Linked DNA regions of Mus musculus: all the other regions are linked to region 5. A link is a loop called in an ENCODE intact Hi-C map of the cell type or tissue named here. Cell type or tissue: heart. All regions are shown on one strand. Region 1 overlaps Dync1i2 (dynein cytoplasmic 1 intermediate chain 2). Region 2 has its middle 7.1 kb from the start of Platr26. Region 3 holds the start of Metap1d (methionyl aminopeptidase type 1D (mitochondrial)). Region 4 holds the start of Gm17250 (a long non-coding RNA gene). Region 5 overlaps Itga6 (integrin alpha 6). Region 6 has its middle 18 kb from the start of Gm36909.

Region 1 (5,000 bases), 560 kb before region 5:
AAGTCCGTTGCAGTTTTGACTTTCTGTTACTGTGATTGACCATATAGACAGTCTTCTGGAATGCGTTGTTCTCACAGGAAGTGGGACTTACTACAGAATATATAATTAGACCTCAGCCCCTGAATCTCTTAGTCATGGCCGGAGGAGTTGCAACTAAATAGTTTTAAGTAAAAACATGTGGTTGAAGTAGGAAGTAGATGTAGTTTTTTTTAAAGTGGATTTAGCAAAACTTAAAATTTGTGACTCTTACTGATTGTATGAGTTAAAATCTTAATAGTGTCATAATTCAAAATAAATACTTCAAATCAAAACTAATATATTCTTTACTGTCATATTATAGTTAGAGGTCAGTCACAGGCCAACTTTGCTTTAAAAACTGAAATTGATTGAAGCAAGTTTTATTTTGTTTGATAACCATGTAAACATATAAAGATCACATTTGACTTTTGAACAAAAACTACTATAGTTTTTTCTTACAATATTCAAATAGAGTAGATTGTTTTTAAAACTTCTAATACCTTAAGTAATAGGTAAATATTTCCGATAGATTTGTTTTTCTAATTCGTCAGACTTTCCTCACTTAAATCTTAAATACAAAAATTCTGCGTTTTTGCAGTCAGCTGTAATGTCTGCTACATTTGCAAAATTTCATCCGAATCTTGTTGTTGGAGGTACATATTCAGGCCAGATTGTGCTTTGGGATAACCGCAGCAATAAAAGAACTCCTGTCCAGAGAACGCCGCTGTCAGCTGCTGCACACACAGTAAGTAACTAGTTATTTCCCTAGACTTCCGTTGGCCTTCACCACTGACGATATAGTCCTAGGAGAGTGACTTCGATACGCTTCCTTGTATGTGTAGGGTGCATATATCACAAAGTCCTCTGTTTTCTAAGACAACCTCTTATCAATGAACAGAATAGCAACACACTTCATATTAAAGCTAAGTCAGTGATGGGCTGCTGTCCTAGCAGTGCTCAGGGTCCTGGGTTCACCTCCCAAGAGCAACAGAACAAAAGCTGGCAGGTTAACAAACCTGTTTTGATAGGAATTGGAATACCCGTAATTAGACTAATTTTTTTCTGGGTTTTGTTATTGTTTGTTTGTAAATAACCTCTGAAAACTGTTTTATGTCTTTAGCACCCTGTCTACTGTGTAAATGTTGTTGGAACACAAAATGCTCACAATCTGATTAGCATCTCTACTGATGGAAAAATTTGTTCCTGGAGTTTGGACATGCTTTCCCATCCACAGGTATGTTAAACTTAGGAATGTGAAAATTTGAAGTAAAATTAGTTTTCATTTCATATGTACCCCCACGTGCATTTTATCATAAGCTATTTTTATACTATTGCACAGATTATAAATCTAAGTGGTGTGTTGATGGTTTAAATATATCTTACCAAAGCTTTTTCATTTAACTGAGGTAGGTAGGTTTATATTAATAGTATATTAAAACAGTAGCATACAAACTAGTTAAAACTAGAAGATTTGTAATAAAATTTGAAAATAAAGCTTTACAAATTAATTTTCTCATTTTTTTCCTCTAGGATAGCATGGAGTTGGTTCATAAACAGTCAAAGGCAGTAGCTGTAACATCTATGTCTTTCCCTGTTGGAGACGTCAACAACTTTGTTGTGGGCAGTGAAGAAGGTTCTGTGTATACAGCATGCCGCCATGGCAGGTAAACTTAGTAGGAATTAGATGTTGTTTAGAATTTTCCCTTGAGTCATCTCATTGAAACAGCTTGTTCCGTATTTAAGTAGAATCCTCTCCTAGACTTGGGACATTAAATTTGGGCAACGAGAACTTGAGTTAATTTTTTTTTTAGCTGTAGTAGTTTGGATTCATGTGCTTTTGGATTGTGTGTGTTGCAGTATGTTGTAGGGATCTGTGTGTGCTGCATATGCTCACAGAAGTTACTGTAGGAGGTGTGTTCAGCATTAGAAATGCAGTGTGTATGTTCCACATATTGGCCTTCAGGTTCATAAATGTGATTGTCACCTGTTTTCTGTTTAGGTTCATTTGAACTTTGAGTTTTAGTCTGAGCCTTCTGATAATGGTCTAGCAATGTCACTACATATGTTAAGCTGACTAATAGTTCTCCTACTGTTCGGTCTGTTTTGAAATTGTCTAGCTGTTCTTTAAAAGCATTGAACATCTGGACCTCATTTCCAATATAGATTGCCTTCATTTCATTTCAAAGCTTTTAATTTAAAATAGTCCAGATTGTTTCCTACATAGCATCCCTACACAGCATCCTTTGTCCTTGTTTTACCACCATGGATATGGTCTTTTGAGTTCTCTTGTCAACAGCATGGTGTTTATGGCTCTAAAATGCCCCTGCTATATTAGTAGTGTTACCACATCTGAATAAAGTGGCATTTGTTATAAGTTACGTTGATAAACTATGAACCCAGAATTGTGTTTGAAATTAATTCAAAGTCTGCTGTATAAACCCATGATGTGATACATTTGCTGGGTGTAATGGTGCAGGCATTTAATCTCAACACTCTGGAGGCAGAGGAAGATGTAGCCTGGCCTATGTAGTATGTTCCAGAGCAGCTCAGGCTACAAAGACTGTCTTAAAAATGAATAAGTAAAAATGTTAAGAAAATAATATGTGGTGTACTTCCAAGAGAGGTCCCTAACATGTTCACTTTTATGAAATAGCAAAGCTGGAATCAGTGAGATGTTTGAGGGACACCAGGGACCCATCACTGGAATCCACTGTCACGCGGCTGTTGGAGCAGTAGACTTCTCACATCTGTTTGTCACTTCGTCTTTTGACTGGACAGTTAAACTTTGGACAACTAAGGTATCTGAAACGCAGCATTCTGCTCATTTGGTCAATTTCCTGACACAAGGTGGTGCTCTAATGCTGCAGGGAAAGGCATGGTCTTAAATCCTAGATGGCTTGGAGTTGCTTTGCAGTAAGCAGAACCCAGTAAGTAGTCACACAGTGTGACAAATACGATGACCCCACAAACAGTTGAAGAGTAGGCTTCCTCCCACCTCAGGCTTCTCAAGCAAAGATCTGTTTACTCTGAATTGTGTTGGGGAGAAGGCCCTGGTATCCCCTATACTCCCTCATATAATTTTATCCAGCTTCACACAAAAGCCATTCATTTGCTCTGTGGAGAGCTATGAGACTTAATTCAGGACTGCAGTGGCTCACAGAGGTGATGGGAAATAGAGAAAAGACCGAGACCATTCACAGTAAGTCCTGTACAGGACTACACAGTAAACTTGAATCACTAAGAAATCATTGTGAAGGCACACCTGTGTGTTGTCTTAGTGTAGTATAGCTAGCTTGCTTTATTGAAGCTTAGTAAACTGGTTACTTAGTGATGAAAGTGTTCCCTGTTCCTCCAGTAATCCCAGTGAGTGTGGCTTGGCTTGGCCAGTGACAGTCTCAAAGACAGAGCTTAGGGAGCGTGACCTCTGTGACAGACTTTGTCATTTTGCTTGACCTTATTTAATATTTAATTTTAACTTACTTGCTTTCCAGTTCTTCTGCACGATCATAGTGTGGCTAGTAAAACTGCACACTCAGTGTACCCTAGTCTAGGTAAGCTGTGCTGTAGGCCGTGTCTTTCTTGTCAATCTACTTTATCTTAATGTTGACTTCTTGAATCCTTCACCATGAAACAAAGTTTAGAGACATGCTGTGGTTCTTGAAGATCTTTGAGAAAATCTAGTATTGTTAAGAGATGCTCTCTACTGTAGTGAGCTGGTTGTGTGCTTACTAAGTTCCGGCCTCAGCATCCAGAGGTTACTCCATGTTCACTCTTGTCCTGTCTTGGGCCCCACTCTCAGCCTAACATGAAATGATTTAGAAAACAGCCTCACAGAGCTTGCCCTCTAAAATTGAGCATTTTCAGCTTTGACATTAACAGACACAAAAATAGCACTTAAGTCTATGAAGGAAATATCTAGAAAAGTGCCTGACACACTGTCCAGCACGCAGCAGGCGTCATTCTAATTGGGTCAGAGCCTAAGTGCATTTAATCATTCTTCTCATTCATCCTTGGATCTTACACGGGAGAAAGGGGAGAGAAAAAGGAGTCTCACAGCCAGGAGCAAAGACAAGCATGATCTACATCTGTATATATGGGAAAATATACACTCTACTCGTAAGCAAAGCAAGATGCAGAATCACAAAGATAAAATCTACCATTTCCACAGAGGCTTCAAATAGCCATATAAGTTGCAAGATTTCTGGGTGTGTTTTCTCATGTATTAGCCCTATGAGAGTCAAGACACATTCTTGTCTAGCTTCCTTCCTATTTTGGCTATTTGGTGACTGAGTGGTTGATTTTTAAATGTCAGACATTCAGTTTGCAGCGTCATTTAAATTTGAATATGCATTAGTAGGATTTGAGAATGAAGAGCTCATCTTGCCTGTGATGGCAGACTGATGGGCATTTGGTTTTGTGGTTCTATATAGATGCTTTATTAATAGTTTATGTTTTTGTTTTCTCTGTTTCAACATAGAAGTTGCTTTTATTTATTTGTGTTTTTGTGTGTGATGTATGTATTGTGCATGTGTGTGAATGCAGGTGTGCTTGTGCCAAAGTGCACAAGGACAAGTCACAAGACAACTCCAGGGCTAGTTTCTTCTGCTACCTTGCCAGACAGACTATGGCGTTTTGATCATCAGGCCTATGCTCGGGCACCTCTTTCCCCTCAGCCATTTCCCCTGCCCCAGAAGAGAGTTGAGCAAGAGCGATAGGCAGGCATCTCTCTTTTCCTCACTAATTCAGTTTTGTTGTTTCTTTTATTCACTCTCAAATATGATACATACTCTCCCCTGCCCCTAACACCCTTCCTTGTGGCCAAAGGATGAGCCACTATAGAGTAGTATATTTTTACATTATATATGACCAAGAACCCCCTAAAATATTAACAGAATTGCATTAGCCTATCTTGTTTTTATATAGTTTAGTGATAGTACACTTGTCTACTGTGTATGAGGTCCTGAGTTCAACCCCAACTCCGG
Region 2 (5,000 bases), 100 kb before region 5:
GGCTTATTTTTAATTCGACTACCTTTATAAAAGTATGAATTTCATACCATGCAAAACTTGTATATAGGTGTCTGCTTTTTCAAGTGCTAAATTCTAAAATGAAATCTAACATGAAAAATTAGTATGCATGAAAAGTGTACTTCCATACGGTTGTCCAACTGTCTAGAGACAGACAAAGCAGATGGGTGTTGTGCTGACGACTGTTTAAGCTGAGTAACGGATGTCCAGGTGTTCTTGGTCTCCTGAGTTCTTGTCATTGCAGCTTTTCTGTGAGTTTGACATCCCCCCCCCCAAAAAAAAAGTTCTTTTAAAAATCACCATGGAAGGAAAATGGGCCACAGCTGGGCTGTGAGTGGCAGGGCTGTTTACTGGCGGGAATCGTCTTCTCAGCCATTTTCTTTGTTGCGCGTGTGGTGCAAATTTAGGTTTTCACTCCCAGACCCTTTGAAAATCATTTCCTGGAATAAATCCTTTTGAGGGGTTTAACAAGAACAAAAATTGGAGGGAAAAAATCATGCTTAATGCAATAATTCTCTCCAAATTGGTAGCATCAGGTTGAGCAGATGATGTAAGGAATACCTTTGTAATTATGGAACGTCCTCACTAATATTTACAGTGAAATTTCCCCCAAGAGAGAAAAGGAAAGGAGAGAAAAGGGGCTCACATTCACATAGATTTTTTTCAAGCAGGCACAGTGAAGGATTTCTGAATGTATTATTTCATTGACCAACACAAGTTCTATGAGGCTAATTTTACTATCTTCGCCCCACTACTAAAGAAACAGATTCAGGCAGGGGCTGTGTCAGGCCTAGCCTGTGTGGCTAAGGTCAGAAAAGTTCATCTTGGGGCTGGGAGATGGTTTGCTGGTTAAGAGCACTTGCTGTTCTTGCAGAGAGTCTGAATTTAGTTTCCAGCACCTACTCTGGTCAGCCTATAATCATCAGTAACTATAGCTCCAAGGGATCCAACACCCTCTTCTGGTCTCCAGGGTCCGCACGCGCATGCATGCACACACTCATGCACTCAAATAAATTAAAAAAAAAAAGTTTTGAAGGAAGTAAAACTTCATCTTACCAGTTCAAACAGCAAGGATGTTTCCTATCTCATAGAAGAGGAGTCTGGGAAGGAGAAGAAAGGGCAGTAAATGGGGAGTCAGCCTGCTGTAGCCACCGGCTCTGGCTCAGAGGGAGGTGTTCACTGTTTACCATCAGCTGGCGCTCAGCCTGTGTTTTGTTTTGTTTTGTTTTGTTTTATCCTATTTTAGTGCCGGGGCTCAAAGCTCCGCACATGCCAAACACATGCTCTATGCCGAGCGACATCTCTTCCCTCCGCCTGTATCTTAATGGCCACATGTGATTACTATTAAAGAATCCAGGGCTTCCAGAAAGCTTTGAACGAAGTCATTGCTTCTTAAGAGGAACATTTACTCATACTATAAACTTGTGATTTATTTTCTCATCAAGATTAAAGTTATTTCAGTGTTTTTACATTGAGTTCATTGGTTCGAATTATACCATTACATATAATCTTACATCATTTTGCTTCTTGGCCTTATTTAGAAAATAAGGCAATTTCCTGGTCATAAAAACATACTCATTTTAAGTTAAAAACAGTTCAGTGATTTTTTAACATCTTTCCTGGTTAAAATTACTTTAAAAATAAGGATAGGACTGGAGAGATGGCCCAGTGGTTAAGAGCAATTATGGTTCTTCCAGAGGACCTGAGTTTGAGTCCCAGCACTCACTTTGGGTGGCTTACAACTGTAAGACTGGAAATCTGATGTCGTCCTCTGGCTTCTGCAGGTACCCACCTCTCCCTCCCTCCCTCCCTCTCTCTCTCACTTATAAAAATAAGATAAAAATAAATAAGGATGTTGCTAGTCTTCCTGTAGATAATCCCTTCCTTTGCATAAAGCCATTCATCTTGTAAGAAAAAAAAATTGATGTCTTTCAAGCCAGCACCATAAGCACATTGTGAACATTCTTCAGAAGTTCACATCTGATATCCTCATCAAAATTCTAATGTTTTCTTGGCAGCCCGTCTTTATTAGACTGGCTTCAGTTTCTGCCATTTTCCTAAGCTTCTGCCCAGTGTAGTAGCAATCGGGAAACCTCAACACCATTTTTAGATTAGCTGATAATTTGCTCTGCTCTTCAGCCTCATTTTGTGAGAAGCAAATGGTTGACCTTGGTCAGAGATGAAAAACAGGCTTTATCTCAAGCTCTCACTGTGATAAGCAATGCCTGCCTATATAGTTCTGTGACTGATTGGTGATGTCTGCCCTAAGAGTGGTGGCTGACATAAGTCTATGTTTTCCCAGAACATATAGTAGTTGAATTTTATTGGTTCACTAAAAAATGGTTTTACTGAAGCATATGATAGGTGATAACTGCACATATGGAAAGTACAATTTGATTTGCTTTTCATACCTATCCTTCAAGTCATCACTATACTAAACTAGGTGTGTACCCATCTCCTTCTAAGGTTTTGTTATACCGTTTGGCAAGCTCTCTTCTGTCTCCAGGTGTACTGGCTGGTGTGTCAACTTGACACAAGCTGGATCTATCACAGAGAAAGGAGCCTCCCTTGAGGAAATGCCTCCATGAGATCCAGCTGCAAGGCATTTTCTCAATTAGTGATCAAGGGTGGGAGGGCCCATTGTGGGTGGTGCCATCCCTGGGCTGGTAGTCTTGGGTTCTATAAGAAAGCAAGCTGAGCAAGCCAGGGGAAGCAAGCCAGTAAGAAACATCCTTTCATGGCCTCTGCATCAGCTCCTGCTTCCTGCCATGCTTAAGTTCCAGTCCTGACTTCCTGTGGTGATGAACAGCAATGTGGAAGTGTAAGCTGAATAAACCCTTTCCTTCCCAACTTGCTTCTTGGTCATGATGTTTTGTGCAGGAATAGAAACCCTCACTAAAACACCAGGTTTTCCAAACCCTGGAAAATCTTTAAGCTGTTTTTTCCCCACTATGGACGAGCATTCTTTTTCTAGAATTTTTTTCCCTCATTTTCTGTAAATAGACACAGGTAGTGAATCCCTTTGGTTTGCTACCTTTCATTGTGCTGTAGCTGGGATGCATACAAGTAGCTACATGTATCAAAGGTTCCTGCCTGTTAATTGCTAAGTTGCTTTCAGTTACATTGATACATTACTACTGAACAAACAGTGGGACACAATTTGTTTACTCCTTCATATGTTGCTGAATAGTTGAGCATAGATTTAGGTTATTATGGATAAATTTCTAGTGAGCATTTGCATACGTGCCTTCTTTGTAGACAAGTTCTCATTTTTTCTTTTGTAAATCTCTAGAAGCAGAATGGCTGAATACAGAGGTTAGAGCATACAATTCACTTTTTAAGAAGCCACCAAACTGTTTCCCAAAAGGATTATGCCATTTGGCATTCCCATCAACAGCATCTAAGACATTCAGTGTCTGGTGTTGCCCCACCAACGGTTGGTCAACCCGTGGTATGCTCAGTATTTTTAACTTTAAATGTTTAAGATATGTAGTGGTATGTTGTTGTTTTACCTTGGTTTCTCTAATATTGATTATGTTGGTCATCCTTTCATATGCTTTTATTTTTATTATAATAAAAAATACATAGCATAAGATCTATGCTATCACACTTTAACATGTATGATACAGTATTGTTAATCACATCCGCACGGGTGTGCAGGGTTCATGTGACTTTTGGGCTGTTTTCTGTAATGAAGTACTTGTTCAAATCTTCTGACTACTTTTATGTTCACCCCCTTGTTACCTATCACTAAGACAGTTTTTCTGGTTTTGTTTTTGTTTTGAGATAGGGTGTGTGTGTGTGTGTGTGTGTGTGTGTGTGTGTGTAGCCCTGGCTGTCCAGGAACTTGCTCTGTAGACCAGACTAGCCTCAAACTCACAGAGAACTGCTTGCCTCTGCCTCCTGAATGGCATTAATCAATTAAAGGCATGTGCCACCACCTCCCATCAAAATGTCATTTTCTTACCCAGGAAGAATCAAGAGGAGGAGGGAAAGAGAGGGACCCTGTGACACTGTTTTACAGAAATGCTCAGTGTCTGAACCCAGTCCCCAGGCTTCTATGGTGAGAGCTTTTACCCACTGAACCATCTTTCCAGCCCCTTAGCATAAGCTTAAAGAAAGGTTTATTCATTTATTTTGATGTGTGTGTGCCTTGCATGAATCTATGTGCACCATGAACAGGCAGGTATACCTGGAGGCCACATCCTCTGGAACTGGGCTTTACAGACAGTGTTCGCTGCCTGATGTGGACTCTGGGAACTGAACTCAGGCCTCTAGAGGACCAGTAAGGGTTTTTAACCAATGAGCCACCTCTCCAGCCCTTGTCATTTGGTTTTTTGAATGTTTTTGTTTCACACTCAAGTATTACATATTTTTGATGCCATCATAAATGTCTTTTAATTTTTTTTTTTTTTTTTGGTATTAGATTTCTTCTCATATGTTGATCCTGTGTCTTTGTCTTGCTAAAATCACTTTTTAGTCTTAGCTTTTCTAGATTCCATAAATTGTTTTTTTAAACAGGTGATTATGAAATAAGGTAGCATGTTTTCTTTTAAAATGTGGATGCTTTGAACCACTGATGTCCCTGTACGGCTGCGGGAGGACTGAGTTAGCCAGAGCCGGGCTGACTCCATGACAAGCTGCAAATTGGCAGTTAGGGAGACTAGGCCTAAGTTTCTGTTTCCCAGAAATGAGAACATGGATCCAACTGTGATGGGCTGTGGGCAGCCAATCCAAGGATGCCTTGTCACCCCGGGAAGTCCCCAGAGACCTAACCAATCACAAAAGCACCCATCCAGACAGAACCAACCAATCAAGGGAAGGAAAGATAAAACTCATCCACTCCTACCCTAACAGGCTTTAAATTGACCCTGCAAAGTCCACACCTTTATCTTCCCTCTCTATGCACTGTAGACCCCTGCATGCTGGTTCTGTGTAGAATAAACTCGGGGACTGGAGAGATGGCTCAGGGGTTAAGAGCA
Region 3 (5,000 bases), 360 kb before region 5:
TGTATATATGCACATAAGCACAAGCATGTGTATGCATTCCAGAAGTCAATGTCATGTGTCCTTTTATGTCACTTTCCAGTGTCTATGTACCAACTGTGTTCCTAGTACCCATGGAGGTGGTGAACCACCATGTTGACTCTCCTAAATGGACATGGTATTGAGCTGCACCCTAAGGTCTTATCTTTATACCCATACATCTGTGTGTTTCTTAATCTTCCTGAGAGAAACTTCTTTTTGAAGTAGATGGAGATTAATATAAAGACTGACAACTGGCCAATGTGCAAGATTAATAGACTGTGCTCATCCCTAAATGGGAGATATATCTCTATCTAGATCAATATCTATCTCTTTATCTATCTCTATCTATACCCTCTCTCTGTCTCTCTGTCTGTCTGTCTGTCTGTCTCTCTCTCTCTCTCTCTCTCTCTCTCACACACACACACACACACACACACACACATACACACACACACACAAACACACACACACATACACACATACACACACACACACACACACACACACATACACACATACACACACACACACACACACACACACACACACACATTCCCTAACTCCAAGGTTCAGGGGATGATCTCCTAAGAGGGGAGCTATGAAAAGATTCTAAGGGCCAGAGGTACAGGGTGACCTCTGTGGAAGTGTTTTCTGGATGAAACAGGACCAAGGCACACATGGATTCATAATGGCTGTCACTACACGCACAAGACCTAGCTAGCCGAGATCTCAACATAGATTGGGACAAGGACACAAAGTCCCATTCATAGCTGACAATTGACAGAGCTACTGAGGGGATGAGGGTGGTCAGTTTTCTCCAGGGTTTCTGCCCCTGAAAGGATCCCCGTGCTCCAGTAGATGGCCCTACATTCATGTGCATACTGGCAGTAGATGGACTCAGTGTGTTAAAATAAAAGCACATGAAGTTGAAAGGGAAATGTGGTGGAAGGGATGAGCAGGAGTTGGAGGAGAAGGATGGGGGCGCGTGGTGGTGCTGGGAGTGTATTAGACAAAAACACATTCTATGTGTGTATGATATTCTCAAACAAAAAGAATACCCTTGGATTAAGTGTTCTCCGATTTGAGGTTTGTGATGAGTTGAACTCTGCCTCCTGAGGTTAAAGGTGTGCCAGTTGAGCATGTGGACTCTTTTATTTTTTATTTTATATATGTAGTACAGTGTAGCTATCTTCAGACACACAAGAGGAGGGCATCAGGTTCTATTAAAGATGGTTGTGAGCCACCATGTGGTTGCTGGGAATTGAACTCAGGAAGAGTCCTAAGTGTTCTTAACCGCCGAGCCATCTCTCCAGCCCGCATGTGGATTCTTTAAAATCAATGAGAAGACATCCACATATTCACAAGGAATCCTTATCGATCTCGACTGCATTCAAAGTCCAGAAACTGCTACACTACAGTTTGGGTTCTTTCACCATACACATCTTGGGGTATCATGGTCTGTGTTGAGCACAGGAAGCTACCAAGATGGATAACACCTGGTCCATGAGCGTCTGGACTCCACCGCAAAACAAGGGCAAGAGGCACAGAACCTGGTGAAATCGGGCAACAGTATCATCGAAGGTACAGCGGCTGCCTCACTTGCCTTGACATAGGGGCTATGCAAGCTGACATGCGTCATTCTTTAAATATCTAATTTAGGGATAACAGCAGTTAATACTGCCAAGCAGGAAGTGTCATCAGGGAAGGAGAAATCCTGTGAAGATACCCACAGGGCCACATAGGTGTCCCAACTATTCTATTCTGGAGTCTCTGCTGAGTAATTAATATTCTAACATTGCAAAGGGAAGCTGATCAAACTGATCCAACTTTTTCAACTAGTTGCCTGGAAATGATTTGTAACCGAATGAAAGGCGATGAAAGTGCTTTGTTGCACACTAAATTGTGTTTGTTTGTTTGTTTTTTTTTTCCTCTCGCCCAACTTCACGTATCCATGCACCAAAATGGTGATTCTATAAATACTGGAGGCTACACTTACATGACGACTTTCTTCCATCCCTGATGGGTCTGGAAGCTCAGAGAGAGAACTGCGGCCGGAGCCAGCCTCTCCTGGTGGAAGCGAGCTGGCCGCAGACGGAGCTGCTGGCCTCGACACCAGAGGCACTCGCTAGCCCGGGCTCCTGCAAGCCAGCTCACGCGCGCGCGCGCACTCGCCTCCCACTGCTTCAGCGCTTCTGGGCTTTGAGAGCGCGGCTACTCCAGTGGGCGGAGCTGCGAGGCTCTCTTGGCCACGTGACCGGAGCCAACATGGCGGCGCCCATCGGCGTCCCCCTGCTCGTCCGTGGAGGTAAGCGATCGGCATACGACCGCTCCAGGGCTACGCGCCCAGAGACACGTCCGCGCGTGGGCTTGGTACGCACGTGCGTACTTTCAGTCGGACCCGCGTATACCATACACGTTGGCACGCTGCAGAAACAGACACACGTTTGTCCTCTTCTTACCATGTTGCTTGAGTGCTTAGTTCTTGAGATTTGTGGGTCGTTACCTGAAGTTTTCTTCCCTCTCTTTACTTGTGTGGTTAGTGTTGCAGACGTATCTACCAGCGACGACGGTGAAATGCGCCGGAACACTCGGTTTAGAGCTGTTGGATTGGCATGCCTTTTTGAGAAACTTGTAAAAGGTGATGACAGTCATGATGACTTAGGAGAGCTAACGATGTCAGGGGCATTCCAAACAGATGCGTTTCCGGCGAATCGTTGTTGAATTAGTACTAGGTTCGGATTCTTTGCTAGCAAGAACTCAAAAATAGGTTCAAGAAGGACGAAAAAAAAAAAAAGGAACACCAACGACTTTAGATACAATTTAAGTGCCAGGCACATAGGAACGGTTTTAGGAGGTAAATATTTTCAGAGCAATACTCAGCACGTATTATATACCTTCCGAGCCATCTCACCAGTCCAGCTTAACTTAATACAATCCCCTTTTGTGAAGTCAGATACCAACTTATTTGTGTGTATCTAAGGGTGTGTAAAAAAGTTTGACGTTGACATGGAATGGTGTCCACAAAAATATATTATTTGGAATATTTGGAAAAAGCAAGTTGTAGGACATTAAAATTACATATATTTGTTTGTCTGGTGTATGCTCAAACAGGTGCCAAGGTGTGCATACAAAGGTCACAGGGTCATAGGAGAACTTGTGGGAGTTCTCCCATTATCTGTTTTTCAGACCATGAGGCTTGGTTCAGGCTTTACCCACTGAACCATCTCACCAGCCCAGTTTAGCTCAATACAGCCCCCCCTTTGTGAAATCAGATACTCATATATTTGTGTAGTTATATTTGTGTGTATATGTGTATCTAATATAATACATACAGAGAATGACATACACGATTCACGGCTTTGTGAAATAAAATATTCAGTTTTTATGAAATGCCCATATTTTCCAAAGCACTCAAAATATAGTGCTACATATCTTAGAGGTTTTTGGCAAAGATGACTCTGGTCATTCTGTGTGTACCCAGAACTTCTCATCACTTGAATGATCTTGTACATTTAATACAACTTGTTCATGTGAAGATTAGATTTTCTTTTTTTAGCCTTTGAAATGTTCTTCATAGGAGAAATTTCAAACACACAACAGAGCGGCAAACTCTGCATACACATTGTCTGCTCACAAATCATGTGTGTAGAGACACTCACTTCTCCACCCCAGCCACAGTGCCTCCCACGATGGTATTATTTTAAAGGATGTCCTAGGTATATCACTTTATTTGTAGATTCTTTTGCCTATGTATCTCTGAAAACTGTGCCTAGGGAGTATAGCTCAGTGGTTAGCACCCATAAGCCTTGGTTTGGGGTTCCCCTGCTCCATAAGAGGAGAAAGAAAGAAAAAAAGGAAGGAAGGAAGGAACAAAGAAGGAAGAAAAGAAAGACAGAAAGACTGAGAATCCTACTCATTGTCTTGTATATTGTACTTATTTTTAGAATTTCTATTTAGCTATTTATTTGTTTTAAGACAGAATCTCCTGTAGCCTTGAACTCCTGGTCCTTCCGCCTCTACCACCGTGTGTTGAGATTAGTGGTGTAAACCACCCGTCATACTGGGCATTTCTCTGTCAGTTTCTCTGTTCAGATTTCCCAGTCATGCTCTTGTAACAATTGTTACATTTTATTTTATGAGACAGGGTCTTGTGTAGGGCGGGCTTGAATTCCTGGTCCTTCTGCCATTTCCAAGCATGTGCTGCCACACCCAGTAAACATAACAACTTTTTAAAAAAAGATTTATTTTTTATTTATGTGCATGCATGTAATCCATCTTGAGTTTACGTGCACCACATATGTGCAGGTACCTGAGGAGGCCAGAGGGAGTCATATCCCCTGGAACTGAAATTATAGGCAGTTGTGAGCCATAAGATACAGGTTATGAGAATCCAACTGGCCAGATCCTCTGGAAGAGCAGTAAGTGCTTTTAACCACGGAACCATCTCTCTAGCCCCGTAACGGCTATTTTAAACACTTGAAATCAGAGTTTCCCCACAGTCTGTCTTATTTGATGATGGTGGTGATGATGGTGGTGATAATTGATTGGCTACACTTTCCTGCTTCACAGCTCATGTAACATAATTATATATGTAACACAATGACTGGTATCTTTTGGAGATTATGTTGATTTTTTTTCTTTAAAATATGTTGAGTATTAGGCAGGTAGTTTGGTTCTCCCACACTTGGTGTTATCTTTGTTAGAACAGATTTTTTTTTGGGGGGGTGCCTTTATTTTTAGGGGAAATACCAGAGGTCTTACTCCAATGTAGAACTCAGTAAAGGTCAGATAGTATCTTAGACTTTTGTGAGCAATATTCTCTGTTACAATTACACAACTCTGCCAAGTACAAGTGAACATAGCTGTGTTCTAATAAAACTTCATTTACAAAGACTAGCAGCCAGCTAGATGGGATTTGTCCTCTCTTGCTCTGTTAACAGGCATGATTCTTAACTCCTAAGCCTAGACTTTCTGGGATCTCA
Region 4 (5,000 bases), 61 kb before region 5:
TGAAGGAAGTGGTGGGAGCTGCATTACTTAAACTCTTTCAAAATCTCCTGAAAGAAGTACTTCAGCCAGCCCCACAGAGAATAGACTGGTTCTGACCCTCAGGGCATCCATACGATGACCTCAGAGCTTTTTTTCCCTGTGTCTGTTTTCTATGAAGGAGAAAGGCTGGAGCCGAACCAGTGAAACAAAGACGTAAGTTCATCCCCTCTCCCGCCCCAAACCCTTTAATCTTCAGTGGAGTCCCAATTCCAGATCATTTCCACCAGAGAAGTTTTAAAAGCATCCACATGTAATGTCACCGTAAAATATGATAAGATCACCCCCCCCTCCCCGCCGCCGCCTTTAAAGGCAGCACTCATTTCTTAGAGCTTTTCGAGTTTCCATTTCTTCTTCTGTAATTACTACCTATGTCATCAGGAATGGACTCTGAATAATTCTCCCAATTCTCTCTGGTGACTCAAAATGCCCTCCACCTTCCAGCGGTCAAACAGAGCGCAAGTTTCCTTGTAAGATGCCAGCAGCCCCTGTGATCAAGTGAGGGTTGTTTGCTCTTTGGGAACCAAATAATTACCTGTCAGCTTTTCAGGCAACGGGCAGAATCCAGAAAGGTAACAGCACAAGGATATGGGAATCTTTGCAGGACCGGTGGCTTTCCTTCCTTCCTTTTTCCATTTATCCTTTCTTTAGAAGGCAGATAAGGCGGCATTATTGATTGAGGAGTGTGCGCATTAGCTACCATGGCAACGCATGTTACTATTGGCACTGTCCAGGCCAATTAAGTTCGTTTCAGATTGCTGGTGTTCTTTCTTTGGTCTGAGAAAGCCACTCAAGTCAGAGACAGATAAGAATCTTCTGAGCACTAAGTCAGGCTTGGAATGTCCCTTCTGCTGACTTTCCGGAAAACCCTTACAGCGCGCTGTGCATCCTGGGCCTCAAACCGAGCCCTGCTCTGGGCAGGGATCGCTCGTGCTGCTGTGTGCCTCTGCACCTGCTCTGAATACTCTACAGTTAGATTCTTGGCCACCTTTGTTTGGTTCTTTGAGAAAAAAAAAAAAAATCTCCTTTTCCAGGCTTGTTTTTTAACCAGGTCTGCGGCCCCAGTTCTCTTAGCCCTTTAGTGCTAAAGCAGCTTGTCCGTGTGGTGTGATCTCTTCATTACTCATCCATTCCTGTTCCGTCCCACGTGTTCTTTGGTTCAGGGATATTGCCCTTAAGAAATTCATACTTCGTATTAATTTATTTGGAAAAGGACATGCATGGAGGTAGGAGGTAGGAGATAGTTTGTGGGAGCTCGTTCTTATTCCACCATATGTCTCCTGGGAATCAAACTCAGGCTTGACAGGAAAGCGCTTTTATGTCTTGAGCCATCTTGTCAGCCCTGGAAATGATATTTTAATAGATAAGGTAGACAAATTTTAAAAGGCTTTATATGTAAAGGTTTTATATATGGTTTATATATAAAGCTTTTTAAAGGATTTGTATAGGGGGCTTATAAAATTATAAAATTGACATGTGAAACCTTTACATAAAACATCCTATTACCTTTCCTCGGATGCAGATCTCTGGGTTTCCCCTCCTATGACAAATAGTAAAATTCCCCCAAGGATACGTGCATCTCCCCACCTGTGCTTCTTAGTTGGGGTAGGTGTACCACAGATGGGATCCGGCATTGCGTCCCTCTTCACCGTCTTCTCCTCAAAGCATCTGCTCTATTACGGTTGGTTCTGAGTAAGATTGTTTTTGAAGTGTTCCACAAATTATAAAGATGGTTGAAAGCTTATCCGGGTTTTCTGAGGTAAACAGTAACTACTATGCTTTATTTCTACGGAGCCGTGAAGGTGCTAGGGGGATGAGCATCTAATCCAGTCTTGCGGGTGTAGCATGGCTCTGGAAACTCATTCCATAAAAAGTGATTTCTGAATAAGTACAAAGTGGCATGGGGCAATTGTGTCCTCTAGGCAGAGGGCCAAGTGTGTGGAAAGCCCCTGAAGAGAGCAGAGAAAATCTAGTTTCTTCAGAGACCAGGCAAGGGTGCACAATGGAACGGGAGACGGAGGCTCTGATTGGCTCTGTGGATGGTCTCTCACAACCTACCCGGTCACGTGGTTATATGCCGTGGGAGGGTCGTTTGTGCGGAGTGGCCTATGGCTGGAGAGCTGAGCAGAATTGCATACTGCAAAAGTGAGCAGAGGTCACACTGGCCTTCCTGTCCCCTCAGTTTCTCATCCTTTGAGCACTGCTCTGGATCTGGGCGGTGCCTTACAAACCCTAAACTTCAAACCCAGGCCATGAGGCACTGTTGAACTTTAACCCTCATCACTTTCTCAGGACACAGTTCCCACAAGACCCAGCCTGAAAGACTGGAGGTGGCGTCGGGCTGACATCTGCTTTACAGCAATCGGCTGGTTCCCACCAGCTCTGCAGACTCCAAAGCCCCAGTGTTCCTGTACTAAGGACTGAACTTCCACCAGCATTGGAAATAGCAGAGCTTCCCTCCCATTAAGTGTCTTCGGCACCATGATGGTCACAGGGAAGGAAACCTGGGCCCCTTTCAGAACCAAATAACTCAGTCCAGGATCTTTAAGGAATTACCCCTCTCCCAGGGGAGAAGTCATCATGTCCTCTACTGCTTATTATGGTCTTCAAATTGTGGACTGTGACAAAGCAAGTTGGTGTACAGGAAACAACCGCTTCCCTTTTGCTTCAGAGGGCCTAAAAATGTTTGATCTTAGATAAGCCATAAATAATTACATAAACAATTACTCAGCCTTTGCCTTTTTTTCTCTCTCTCTTAATCCTATAATGGTACTTTAGCAATAGCATCAACAACAACACCTTTCCATTTTCACAGTGAATAAAAAAAAAATAGGAAGAAAACTTAAGTCCTCTAAGCCTTGCTTTTAAAAATCCCCTTTGATGTGGAGAAGACTGATGCAGATTCATGCCAGCTCCTAACTTGCTAGCTGTGCCTGAGCAGGCAACTGAGGACTCTCCTCTGACCATCTTCCAAGCCAAGCAATGGCCATCTTGGGGAGTGCTCCCTTGCTAAAGACCATCCAGCTGTACACACTAGCCCATAGGCACCAAGCAGGGCATGAAATTTTCTTCTTAGTATCCAGATACTCCCTACTGCTTATCAAGGCTGCACAAGTCTGGGCAGGCGCTGAGCTGGTAGAGACCAGGGATGATACCATCTATGTGGTTACAAAGAAGCCCTCATCCCTAGTAGATTCAACCTACTGGGGGAGGAAGGCCACACTCCTGTAAGTAGCCCCTTACCTAAGAAAGCCCAGTAAATTAATTGGTTCTCTAGAATAACGTTTGGCAGAATTGTGTCTCAGTTTATCTTTAGAACTTTGAAAGGGATAGATGTTGCTCTATGTCTCTCCTGTGGAAGGAATTTTAGTAACAAGGACAGAACTTTACCAACTATGAGAAGTCTTTGGATTAAAACATGATGTCCAACATGAGCAGTACCTCCAATTACTTCAAATATTCTTTTTAAAAAATATTTTAGGTTTATTTGTTCTATTTTATGTATATGAGTATTTTCCTTTGCCTGGATATATGAGCCTATATCCCTGAAGGCCAGAAGAGGATGTTGGATCCCTTGGGACTTGAGGAATTACAGACAGCTGTGAGCTGCCATGCTGATATTTGGAACTGAATCCAGGTCTTCTGCAAGAGCAATAAGTGTTCTTATCCACTGAGCCATCTCTCCAACCCCACACGCTGTACATCTTAAGTTGGCCATATTCTATGTGTTTTTTCTGTGGGGAGTAAGGACCAAAATCATGACCTGTCATTGTGAGGAATAATTATTTGCCATGTAAGTAGTGATAGCTTTTGACAGTGTTTGGGGAAAAGGGGCGAAGTGGAAACTCCTAGACTCCGTTGTGTCATGTGATGTTTTTCAGGAAGCTGTCTTGTGAAAGAGCAGATAGTGTTTTGCTGGAGCAGATGCTTGAGAGGACACATGTCCCCACAATGTCCCCACAAACGGAGGACACTCTTGCATTAGTTCACCTTGCAATGCTTTGCTGGTCTTTTCTGATCTTTGCTTGTTGTGACTTTATAGAGAAAAAAGCACCAGGCTTGTGCCAGTTTGGCAGAGCCTCACAGTTTCTTCTGGATCAAGACACTGCTATCGACTTATGTTTAAAATTGCCCCCAAAGAACTACTTCTAAACAGGTCCACATCCCCCATTTCCTGTTAACCTTTCTTCTCCCCTACCTTTGGTTGGTGGGCTAGAAGGGATATTGAAGCATTTAAGAACTCTTAGTTCTAATAAACTTCATGAAGTAGGTTTCGAAAAAAATAAGACTACAGGAGAGTCATTTTTTTCACGGAGAATAATAGAGATTACCATGAAAAGAAAGTTTCTGGATTAGAATAACCCAGTATAGTTGCTTTAATATTTAGTATCACTATTATATATCTTTGTAATATTCAGTTTTGTTTTGTTTTGTTTTTGTTTTTTGAGACAGGGTTTCTCTGTGTAGCGTTGGCTGTCCTGGGACTCACTCTATAGACCAGGCTGGCCTCAGAAATCCGCCTGCCTCTGCCTCCCAAGTGCTGGGACTAAAGGCGTGCACCACCATGCCCAGCTTATAATATTCATAGCCACAGAAATACACATTTGTAATTTGAATGTTATGATACTTTCAAATATGCTGTGGTAGTAAAGCTTATTTTACACATGTATCAAGGTATCAAGCTCAATTCTGGAGAGCCCCCATGAGCCTGTACCTTTTGTTCAGCTAGGCTTAGACGCCTCATAATAGTAAAGTCTACAGTATATGTCCTATTTCTGGGATGCTTTTGTGTTCATTCATTAATTACTCCTTCATCTGCTTACATTATTGAACACCTATAAGGGCTTAGCTATTGTATGAAGCATGAGAAACTCAGGATGAAAAGGGCAGGTCTTCACTCTCCAGGAGGAAGGAAACCTAAAATGGAATGTCTGATGAGCTCTGACACAAGTGTGGCCAAGGTG
Region 5 (5,000 bases):
TCTTTGGTGCATTTCTCTCTACATAGTAAAGGCCAGCGAAGAAGCGAGACCTAAGTGGTGCACTGCGTCACAATGCGACAGCGGCCTCTCACTGTTTGTGGGGTTCCATTTATACTCTTTTCAAACAGCATACACCCTCTCCAGCGCTCGCTCAAGCAAAACATCACATGCCCTGTCACGTGTCTGCTTCAGCCAAACATCCTCTCGTAAAACAGCTTCTAGAAAAATACCACAACTGAGTTTCCAAAGAAACCAGAAATTTCCACTTCAATTTATACTTCACACTGAATAATATCTGGGTCTGTTAAAAAAAAAAAGAGAGAGATGAGCGAATTGTGGTTGCCAAAAGGTGACTTGGTTTCATTGTAAATGAAAGATAACACATAGTAGGACTTGGGAAATGAAGAGGAATGTCTGGAAAGAAGGAATATCAGAATGCTTGCACCTTCATCTCACTCATTGAAGGAACTGAGATTTTTATCAAATGTTGGAAAGGAAATAGAAGTTCAAGAATTTAAAACGGAACATAGCCAATACAACCCAAAGCAACAAGTGTCTTGTTGGCTTCCCCTTCTGATGATAGGGCCAACATTGGCTAATCAAGAAATAAATATCACAATCTATAAATAAAGAGAGGTTAAATCTAGAATAAAAGTAAGAGTTGCCCATTTCTGTAGCCTGGGATGAGTTTAGAATCTATTACTTCGACCCTAAGTTTGTTTGTTCGTTCTTGCTTGCTTGCCTGCCTGCCTGCCTTCCTTTATTATTTATTTTACAAAAAAAAAAATGAAATATTGAGTTTGAAGATGGCTCTAGATGTCAGAGCGACACAGTTCTCTGGGTAATGCTGTGGCCTGCTTTTTCAGGTCTTCAATCAAATGAGCTGAGAAGACAGTGTTTTAAATTAAGCAATAATAGTGGCCTTGTTCTAATGAAGCAATAGTTCACATTTCCCGAGACAGAGTTGAGTAGCTAGAGGCACACTCTTTAATCCTTAAGGAAATGAATTATTGCCTAAGACAATGAAGCAAAGCTGCTATTGTCTTTAAAGCTTGAAGAATGCCAGTGTTTAGGACGCTTGATGGAAATAGTTAATACAGAAGTAGGCCAGCTGTCGGGGGAGACGTGCAAATATGAGTGACTGGTGGAGTGGCCCGCTCTGGATTCTAGGATAGCTTATTCAGACTGTGGTAGTGCATCCAGAGCCTTTAGCCTGTAAACGTGGTCTCCTTTGAAGACCTCAGTTTATGTCTTACTCTGAGTGACCACCATGCTTTTTGACATCGCCTTTCTCTGTGACAGAGTTTATTTCTTGCTAAAGATGGTGCTGTGGTTTTGAGGGTTTTTTAAAGGATTTTGTTGTTTGTTTGTCTGCATGTACAGTGTGTACCGTGTGTGCCTAGTGTCGGTGCAGGTTAGAAGAGGATTCGGATCCCCTAGAACTGGAGTTACAGATAGTTGTGAGCTACCAGTGTGGGTCCTGGGACCAAACATGGGGTCTTCTGGAAGAGCAGCGCTTAACCACTGAGCCATCTCTCCAGCCTCTTGCGTCTTATCTTTAAATATTTTCCAATATGTTGAAATCTTCAGGGAGTTACTCCAGTACAACTTTGCAACTCGGTGGAAGGTGGCCATGGTGGCTCAACTTTAATCCAGCCCTGGGAGGCTGAGGGAAGAAAGATGGTGCATTAGAGGAAATTCCTGCCTCAGAAATCCTGCCCTCCCCCCAAAACACGGGAAAAATAACAAAACTTAGTAGAAGTCGCTGTCTAGTGGCTCTAAGGCAAGCAGTTTGAACAGTGACTTTTCCTAGTGCCAAACTCTAGACACTGGCCCCATGTTTGTAGTCTCTCCTTTGGACCTGATATGGGAACAGGGTTTTGGATGCTGCTCTTGTTAGTTTCCATTGCTCCTGCCCCTACAAGGCCTGACTCGCTTCCCCGCTCCCACCCCAGCCTGTCTGTAGAGTGCAGAGCTGCTGCTGTAGTTCAGGCTTCTACTTATGAGCATGGTGGTACACACCTTTCATCCCAGGCAGAGATAGGTGGAGCTCTGAGTTCTAGGACAGCCTGGCACTACACAGGGAAACCCTGTCTCTGGGAGAGGGAGAGAGACACACAGACAGACAGACAGACAGATGTCTCTGAGAGAGAGGGACATACACACAGAGACAGAGAGACAGAGTCTTGAGAGTATGGCAGCAGCAGAGAGACAGTGGCATACCTGCAGCCCTGGTCCTTGGAGTTGACTTGGTGCCCACAGAGCAGTAATGCACACAGAGCACCTGGTTCCCTTACTAAACCCGTCTGGGCAGCCAGGCGCCCAGCCCTTCCTGTGAGGAACCGGGAGGAAGCTTTGGATTTATACAAAAGCCAGATTTTGGCACGCGTTTTGAGGGGTTGGTTGAAATGGGCTATTCTTCCAGAACCTACAAGCACCTGGCAGCTCAAGAATCAATGTGTGCCTAGCATTTAACCTACACCATGACCTAAAATGACTTAGATTAGAAGTAGACGGTTGTCCCCGGTGTCCTTGTTTGCATACTGGTCTAGTTTTGCTCATTTATTTGTTCTTCACAGACATAGCTTGAACTAATGGACTGTGACTGTATATAAAGCTGATTCCAAGTGAGATTAAGAGCCTTTTTGCTAATCTCTGAACCAGGGTAACTGTGAGAAATGGGTCCCCAATGGTTGCTGAGTGTTGGGGTGACTTTATTCATCTGTTTCTGGGACCTGCCGTTGTATTGGATTAGCTCGCAGTATAGCCTTGAAATGCAGAGTGGTGCAACAGGCGCCCTCTGCTGGCAGGCCATTCCCTTTTGTAGCCACCCACTCCTGCAGCCGGTGTGGATCCTCTTCCCTCCCTCCCAGAAGGTATCTGAAATGGAAACAGGATGCTTAAGAAGCCGTGTGGGCAGAGTCTGGGGTAGGCACCCTTTCAACTGGCATTATCCTTTATAGATGTATGCCTCTTAACATTGTCTTTATGCCTGACAACCTGGCTCCTTCCTTTATTCTATGCAGTCCGCCACTTCCTTCTCTGTCCAATGCCTGTGCCCCACCGGGGATGGAGGAGAGAAGGGTTGGAGAAAGCCCTTGGCTCTGAAGACCTGTGGCTGTGCATGGAGTAACCTCCACAGTCTGTTATTGTTTAAACGTGTGTGTGTGTGTGTGTGTGTGTGTGTGTGTGTGCGTGCGTGCGCGAGAGAGAGAGAGAGAGAGAGAGAGAGAGAGAGAGAGAGCCCGCGTGCACGCCCCCCCCCCCCCCCCCGCCCGCGGAAGCCAGAAAAGGGCTTTGGAGTTATAGGCATTAGACTTGATGATGCTGGACTCCGAACTTTGCTCCTCTGGGAAAGAACAGGCAGGTGCACTAACCACTGAGTCATCCCTCCAGCCTCTGCACAGCTTGTTCATGTTGCTGGAAACCTTTGAAGTGCCTATCCCATGTAGGGACCCAGAAAGGCTCAAGAGATGGCTGCATCCTTAGGCTCTGCGGGCCTCCTCTCCTACCTCTCTCCCCTGAGCCTGTCTTCTCACCAGGCTGTCTGTCCATCTTCAACTCCACTTACCAAATCACCAGACTCCAGTCTCCTACGGCGGCTATCTCAGTGCTTCTTAACTTGTGGGTCGTGACCCCTTCAGGGGTCAAACAACCCTTTCTTTCACTAGGTTCAAATATCAGATATTTACATTATGTTTCATAACAGTAGCAGAATTACAGTTATGAAGTAGCAACAAAGATAATGTTATGGTTGGGGGTCACCATAACATGAGGAACCGTACTAAAGGGTGGTGGCATTAGGAGTGTTGAGACCCACTGCTCTAGCTCCTCCCTTGGAAGCAAAGCCAGTCTTGCCTGTTCTCTGCTGTCCCTCCTAGGTCTCTTCTGCTGTCATTTCCTGGTAGCACTCTCTCTACAAAGCACTTGCCCTCTCCCTCCCAGTCCTTTTCTGAGCTAGCTACTTCTGGATCAGGTGGAGCCACACTGGAGTTTTAGGAGATGGAAGCTACCTGGGAGGCCGTCCCTTATGCATCCTGGGGCAGTACTTGTTGAAGCAGTAATTGGCTGTAGGAGGAGCTTGGTAAACAGGAAGTAGCCTGCCACCCTTAGCAGCCTCCTTGGGTGTGTGTAAGAGGAAGTGGTTAGAGGAGGGAAAGCTGTCTAGGCTGTCGGAGCTGCCCTTTGAGTCTCCTCTTGGCAGTTGGTTACCTTTACCCACCATTGGGCCTGGGTTCTTTTTCCCTTCGCCTGCTGGGAGTCAGACTTAAATCTGTCAGTATGCCAGTGGTTTTTATTTCAGTGTGTCATTGTTATAGGCTGGCTTTTGTGCTAAACGTTTTAGTTGTTCAGTTTTGTTTCTTGGGGAGCATTCATTACGCAGGGACAGGGACACTGTTTCTAGGTAATCTTTGTCCTGCCTGGCACCTGGCTGTGAGGTCCAGAGGCCTCATAATTAATCTCTGTCAAGGCCTCGATTTCCTATCAAATGGGAGGGTGCAGGCTCCTTAGCTTCTGTTTACTCATGGTTCAGCTCATTGTTTGTTTCTCTAGCCACCCCAGCACAGGGTCCATCCCACATCTGCCAAGCATCAAAACCCATTCTCTGCACATTCTAGGCCACCTCGTCTCTCAGGTATTGTGAGCTCCTGCAGGGACAGTGTTACTTGGATACCTGGTGGGCCTATGCAGACCCCTGCACCCTGGCTTCTCTATACCCCCTATTGATTGATAAATTTGGGGACCCGGGGGGCAATTGCTTCCCTAAGTCTCCACTTCAGTTCCGTTGCTTTGGTGTGTGCGGGTTCATCATTTCCAATGTAGACTTGGAACTAGAAGTGGGCAGTGCGAACTGCCTCAGGTGAGGAGATGGGTTATCTGTCTGGTAGGAAGGGCAGCCACTGTCCCCATGGAAGCCATCGTCATGCTCCTGTTTCTCCTGGGCAGATGTGATCCCCTTCCCCCTGTTGCACCTGCAGCAGCATAGCCGTTAGTGTATT
Region 6 (5,000 bases), 140 kb before region 5:
TGGGTGGCCTGCTTAGGGCAGGAGACACACATGGCAGCAGCCACATTTACCTAGAGGGGCCAGAGCGGGAGTATTTGTCCTTAGAGAGGAGAACCTTGGTCTATCGCCCAGGCTCCCTTATTTATCTCCACGAGAAAGATTATTACCCATAGTTCCAGTGGCCACCCATCTCCTTTATGTTGAACAATGGCCTAAGTATGGAGTAGCTTTCCAGTCCCAACCAGAAGCAAATCCATGATGACCAGAAGGGCGTCCAGGCCTGGGTGGAAGGAAGGAAATCATCAAACACAGCAGACTAATGCTCCTCCCCCGGGGGCACTGAGCATGTCAAGGTGAACTAAAGCCATCCAGTTATTATTTATAGAACCGGTGGGGAGGGTTTGTGGGCTGCTGGGAGGCCTGTGACAGTCGGGCCAGCCCTGGCTTTGTCTGAGCAGAAGATTGTTGGCTGACATTAGAGGAAGTGCCCTGTCCATGCCTCAACAGGGGCAATGCTTGCTCACCCAGTAGGGTGGCTCAGCCAAGTGTGTGGTCATCCTTGGTGTCTATCAACATGGCTGCTCAAGAGAGAAGGTCAAAACGTATCTAGACCAATCTCCCTGACGACTGTAAAACCCTCACACTTGCAGATGGGGCTCCTCTTCTGCAGTGTGAAGACGCTAGGTGTGCCGCTGAGGACCTCTCTACATGTTGCCTAAGAATCATCTGTCTTTGCTTCTCTAAGACAACAGTGCTCCCCATGAGAGGCAGCATGTCTGTCCAAACACCTCCTTGTAGGCCCAGTGCCCGGCATGCAGTATGTGCTCAGTTGCTAATCATGTTCTGATTTTGAGGATATGTCTTTGAAATGTTCAATTTTAAACATTCCCCTCAATGGGGATTGCTTGACAAATTTTCAGGTAGGGCAGTGGTCCTCAGGCTGTGGGGTGTGACCACTTGGAAAACACATATTCCCTATTGGTCTTACAGACCCCCAATCATAAATTTATTTTTGTTGCTACTTTATAACTGTAATTTCCTACTGAGCTGTCTCAGTTCTTAAGACCATCATAAGTGTGTGTTTTCCAATGGTCGTGACCCACAGGTTGAGAACCATTGATTTTGGGCAATGCTCATGAATTTACTTCTTGGGAATGGTCACGTGTCTAGCACTTCATGGCTCTTTTAACTTCATCCTGATGCACCCTTGTGCTTGTTTATCATCCCCAAGGATGCATGAGGTGGGAGGGATACAGATTTTTAAATCTTATAAAAACCAGATAACCTTTGTGATTAACCTGAATGCCTTATTCTTAGAATAAGCACCATTTTAATATTTGTGTGTATGTGTGTGTGTGTGTGTGTGTATGTGTGTGTGTTTTACACATCTGCTGTGTGCCAAGCCCCGTACAAGAGCCCTGAAGTCTCAGCAATGAGGGTTTGTAGTGGCAGATCAGTAGTAAAGAACATTTGTTGCTCTTACAGAGTGTCTGGATTCGGTTCCCAGGACCCGCAAAATGGCTCACAACTATGTAAACCCCAGTTCCAGGGAGTCTGGCACCTTCTCTGACCTCTGTGGTCTCTGTATACATGTGGTAAACTTCCATGCATGCAGGCAAGCAAACACTTGTATGCATAAAATAATAATAAAAAAATAAGACTTTTAAAAGGAGACTCAGCAATAAGAAGTCACAATTCCCACCCATGTCTGAAGCAATGAGCTCTGAAATAAAGGTGTCATTAATGGTAAAAACAAAAACAAAGAGTAAGAGAGATGGGGGGAGGTGGCAGACCTGGCTAAGGATGCAGATAGTGATATCATCTATGATACACAGTGCTCGGCACCATATAGAGGCTTGCATGATAACTCAAGAGTTAATCCTAACCGTCCTGTGATAGAGGGGCTCATATTCTTCCCATTTCATGGATGGGAAACTTGAGGCGTGTGAGAGATTGAATAAATTGCCTATGAATGAACTTGTAAATGGGAGAGACTGCTACTGAGTCTTAGGTATGTGGACTAAAAATAGCAGCAATAATAGTGTCAAAGGATGTGGTGTTTTGATATTTCCAAAAACTACTTTCTTTGATCCGCTCCTAAAGAGAAGCCAAGTATTTCTTAAACAAGCCCTTGAACTTGGGAATCGTTAGAGTGCCTTTGCTTTCCAGCTGGTAGACCTGGTCTGTGGTCCAGCCCCACGCACCCTAAATAGCCTGATATGGACAGAGGGTAATGGTTAAATACCAGTTCTTAGCTATGTGACCTCCAAACCTTTACTTCCCTATCTATAAAAAGAGGGTAATAGCATTTCTGTCTAGGGGGTCTCCTGCCAGCTACTTCTGGTTTCCTCCACACCCATCACACAAAATGAGGCTTCTGAATAGCACAGATGCTGAAAAGGAGCCAACCTGGAAGTCTGTGGGGTGCTCTGAGTGACTGCAGCCATTGTTCCGTGGCTGCGGAGGGCCTCTCCGGCAGGGAGGGCAGAGGGCTCTGGCCTTTGGTGGACATCTGCCTCAGAATTCCTCTGCTCTGCTGTTTGAAGACATCGGCTTTTCCTTCAAGGACTGAGCAAATGCAGTCAGAAGAAATATGCCAGGGAGACAACACGGCGGTTGACTGGAGACTGGATGAGGACCGGATGTAGGCCTGACCCCGGGCTGTGTCCCTGGGGTGCAGCTCGGAGAGACCTCAGGGCCGACATTGCGTTCTCTGTTTACTCAGGGGTTTCCTCCTCGGAGCTGCCAAGGAAGCAGCTCTGTGAGGAAAGGGAAAACACGTGGGGTAGGACCCTGGACCCACACGGGGCGGACTACACAAGCTCCTGCCTGCCTCTATCAGGGAGGGGTGGAATACAGTCCAGCCCCTCCCCTGCCCTGCCTGGGCCAGCAGCATAACATGGGCCCTTGGGGACACTGTCCTCATGGCTACTTCATCCTAGGTGACCTGGTACCTCTTGGGGGGATGGGGAGGGGCCTGTGGGATGGTAAAAGCATGCCCAGAAGCTTGGTAAGGTAGAGCAGGTTGAGACCCGGAAACTTGGTAGGCACACATCTGAGACTTAGGCGACTTCTAGCTCCCTGCCAAATTCCTGGCCTGGAACACGTGCCATATTCCCCACCATAGGTCACATAGTTCTCCATGCTAATGAGGTACCTAGAGGCCTGGAGGGCTTAGCCAATAAACTTCCCTTCCCAGACATTTCTCCCTGCAAAAGGTATTTAATCTCGTGTCCACCCTGAGAAGGGGTACAGCTAAGTATGCATCCAATTTTCCACCATGAACAGTCAATAAACAGTTTAGAACCGTAGACTGAGTCTTTCATCAAGACCGGCTGCGGGGAGCCAAGAAGGCCTCCACCTACAGAGCTGCAGTTTAATTCTCCCGTAGAAGGCCTCTCTGCGCTTCCAGCCTGCCTCCACCAAGCTAAGGACAATCACCACTGGAACAAGGCAGAGCTCCCCTTCCTCAGGTCTGGGCTAGATGCTGACCCAGCCCTCCAGCTCTCAACTCAGTTCTTGGCTCTTCTGTGACTCTCAGTGTGCCTGGATGTCCAAGAGTCAGAGAACCTCATGGTCCCAGCCTCATCACAGGTCTGAGGGCCCCAAACCCTCTCCAGGTTTCCCACATCCCAGACTGTGCTTTCCCACCCCCTGAGCGGTGTCTCACTTCCCTAAAGCCCTGCCCCAGCTCCTGTGGTGTCATGGGATAAGTGCTGTCACACTATCCAAGTTCCACCTCCCCAAAGAGGCTGACTGGGACCCTGGGGTTGGGCTATTATTCATTTGTTACAGGCCCTGAGCTGTAACACGTGTGTAACCAAATACCTGGGATAACCAACTGTCTTAGTCAGGGTTTTTATTCCTGCACAAACATCATGACCAAGAAGCAAGTTGGGGAGGAAAGGGTTTATTCAGCTTACACTTCCAAGTTGTTGTTCATCACCAAAGGAAGTCAGGACTGGAACTCAAGCAGGTCAGGAAGCAGGAGCTGATACAGAGGCCATGGAGGGATGTTCATTACTGGCTTGCTTCCCCTGGCTTGCTCAGCCTGCTTTCTTATAGAACCCAAGACTACCAGCCCAGAGATGGTCCCACCCACAAGGGGCCCTCCCCCCTTGATCACTAATTAAGAAAATGCCTTACAGCTGGATCTCATGGAGGCATTTCCCCAGCTGAAGGTCCTTTCTGGGTGATAACTTCAGCCTGTGTCAAGTTGACACATAAAGCCAGCCAGTACACCAACCTAAGACAGGAGGAGTTTGTTTGGGTTCATGGTTTCCCAGCTGCAGCCCATGAACAGCTTGTGTCATTGCTCTCAGATCTACGGCAAGACACAAACACCAGGACAGAAGGATGTGGCAGAGCAAAGGTACTCATCTCATAGACAGGAGTCAGAGAGGGAAGGAGGAAGAGAGGGAGGTAGGGAAGGAAGAAGGGAGACAGAGAGAGAGAGAGATGAATGAACAAACAAATGAATGGATAGGAGACAATATACTGACCACGTCACCCCTCCAGTGATCTAGTACCTCCAGCTAAGCCCCAGTGCCCGATTGCCCATTCACACCCCTCAGCCGTGTGGCCAGGTCTATGAGGGAATGCTGAGCTCTGCCCTGAACGCCTCATCTCCCCCACAGGTGGAGGCTGCTGACCAATCCTTGTGCAGTGGACCTAGAACTAAAGGCTTCAGTCAGCCTGAGCCTTATGGCCATAATCTCCTATGAGCTTAGCATCCTTGTCATTTCATCACTTTCAAGTAGTGCCCTGGACAAGGGATTGACCCTTTAATACACCAGCCTTCTGAGGGATTGATCACTTCACAACTAAACCATACAAGACTCCTCAGGTGACTTCCCAGAGAGATTATTTTGTTTATTATAAGATCTGTCTATCCAGCCGGGCGTGGTGGCTCACGCCTTTAATACCAGCACTTGGGAGGCAGAGGCAGGCGGATTTCTGAGTTCAAGGCCAGCCTGGTTTACAGAGTGAGTTCCAGGACAGCCAGGATACACAGAGAAATC

What was found. Hi-C counts contacts between places; a loop is a spot of excess contacts. Peaks named below come from ENCODE experiments on the same cell type or tissue, not always from the same donor. Only the 100,000 strongest peaks of a DNase experiment are listed, where the experiment ranks them.
Region 1: it touches region 5 in a loop (2.4-fold over the local background); 8 of 42 quality-filtered maps call a loop at or near these places.
Region 2: it touches region 5 in a loop (2.3-fold over the local background); 4 of 42 quality-filtered maps call a loop at or near these places.
Region 3: a loop joins it to region 5, with 1.8 times the contacts of the local background. A loop is called at or near these places in 4 of 42 quality-filtered maps.
Region 4: a loop joins it to region 5, with 4 times the contacts of the local background. A loop is called at or near these places in 3 of 42 quality-filtered maps.
Region 6: a loop joins it to region 5, with 5 times the contacts of the local background. A loop is called at or near these places in 4 of 42 quality-filtered maps.

Annotation. Positions count from the first base shown.
Region 1 is chr2:71,248,171-71,253,170 of GRCm38, forward strand. Dync1i2 (dynein cytoplasmic 1 intermediate chain 2) reads left to right here. Exons shown (of 16, transcript NM_010064.4): 10 at 617-763; 11 at 1,139-1,252; 12 at 1,549-1,682; 13 at 2,672-2,816. Among named protein-coding and RNA genes, the nearest start is that of Dync1i2, 39 kb to the left of the region's middle. In heart, a CTCF peak has its summit at 2,863 (motif pointing right); no DNase peak of the experiment used is centred here.
Region 2 is chr2:71,709,823-71,714,822 of GRCm38, forward strand. No RefSeq gene overlaps it. Among named protein-coding and RNA genes, the nearest start is that of Platr26, 7.1 kb to the right of the region's middle. In heart, no CTCF peak of the experiment used is centred here; no DNase peak of the experiment used is centred here.
Region 3 is chr2:71,451,076-71,456,075 of GRCm38, forward strand. It overlaps Metap1d (methionyl aminopeptidase type 1D (mitochondrial)), which reads left to right and starts at 2,263. Exons shown (of 10, transcript NM_025633.3): 1 at 2,263-2,323. The coding sequence starts at 2,284. In heart, a CTCF peak has its summit at 2,166; a DNase peak (open chromatin) is centred at 2,226; H3K4me3 peaks cover 1,589 bases; H3K27ac peaks cover 1,183 bases; H3K27me3 peaks cover 861 bases.
Region 4 is chr2:71,749,440-71,754,439 of GRCm38, forward strand. Gm17250 (a long non-coding RNA gene) reads right to left here and starts at 1,066. Exons shown (of 5, transcript XR_866415.1): 1 at 572-1,066. In heart, no CTCF peak of the experiment used is centred here; DNase peaks (open chromatin) are centred at 2,022 and 2,542; H3K27ac peaks cover 1,545 bases.
Region 5 is chr2:71,810,104-71,815,103 of GRCm38, forward strand. The region is part of intron 1 of Itga6 (integrin alpha 6); the gene reads left to right. Among named protein-coding and RNA genes, the nearest start is that of Itga6, 26 kb to the left of the region's middle. In heart, a CTCF peak has its summit at 2,816 (motif pointing left); DNase peaks (open chromatin) are centred at 2,808 and 4,068; H3K27ac peaks cover 1,934 bases.
Region 6 is chr2:71,670,722-71,675,721 of GRCm38, forward strand. No RefSeq gene overlaps it. Among named protein-coding and RNA genes, the nearest start is that of Gm36909, 18 kb to the left of the region's middle. In heart, no CTCF peak of the experiment used is centred here; DNase peaks (open chromatin) are centred at 360 and 2,690; H3K27ac peaks cover 3,152 bases.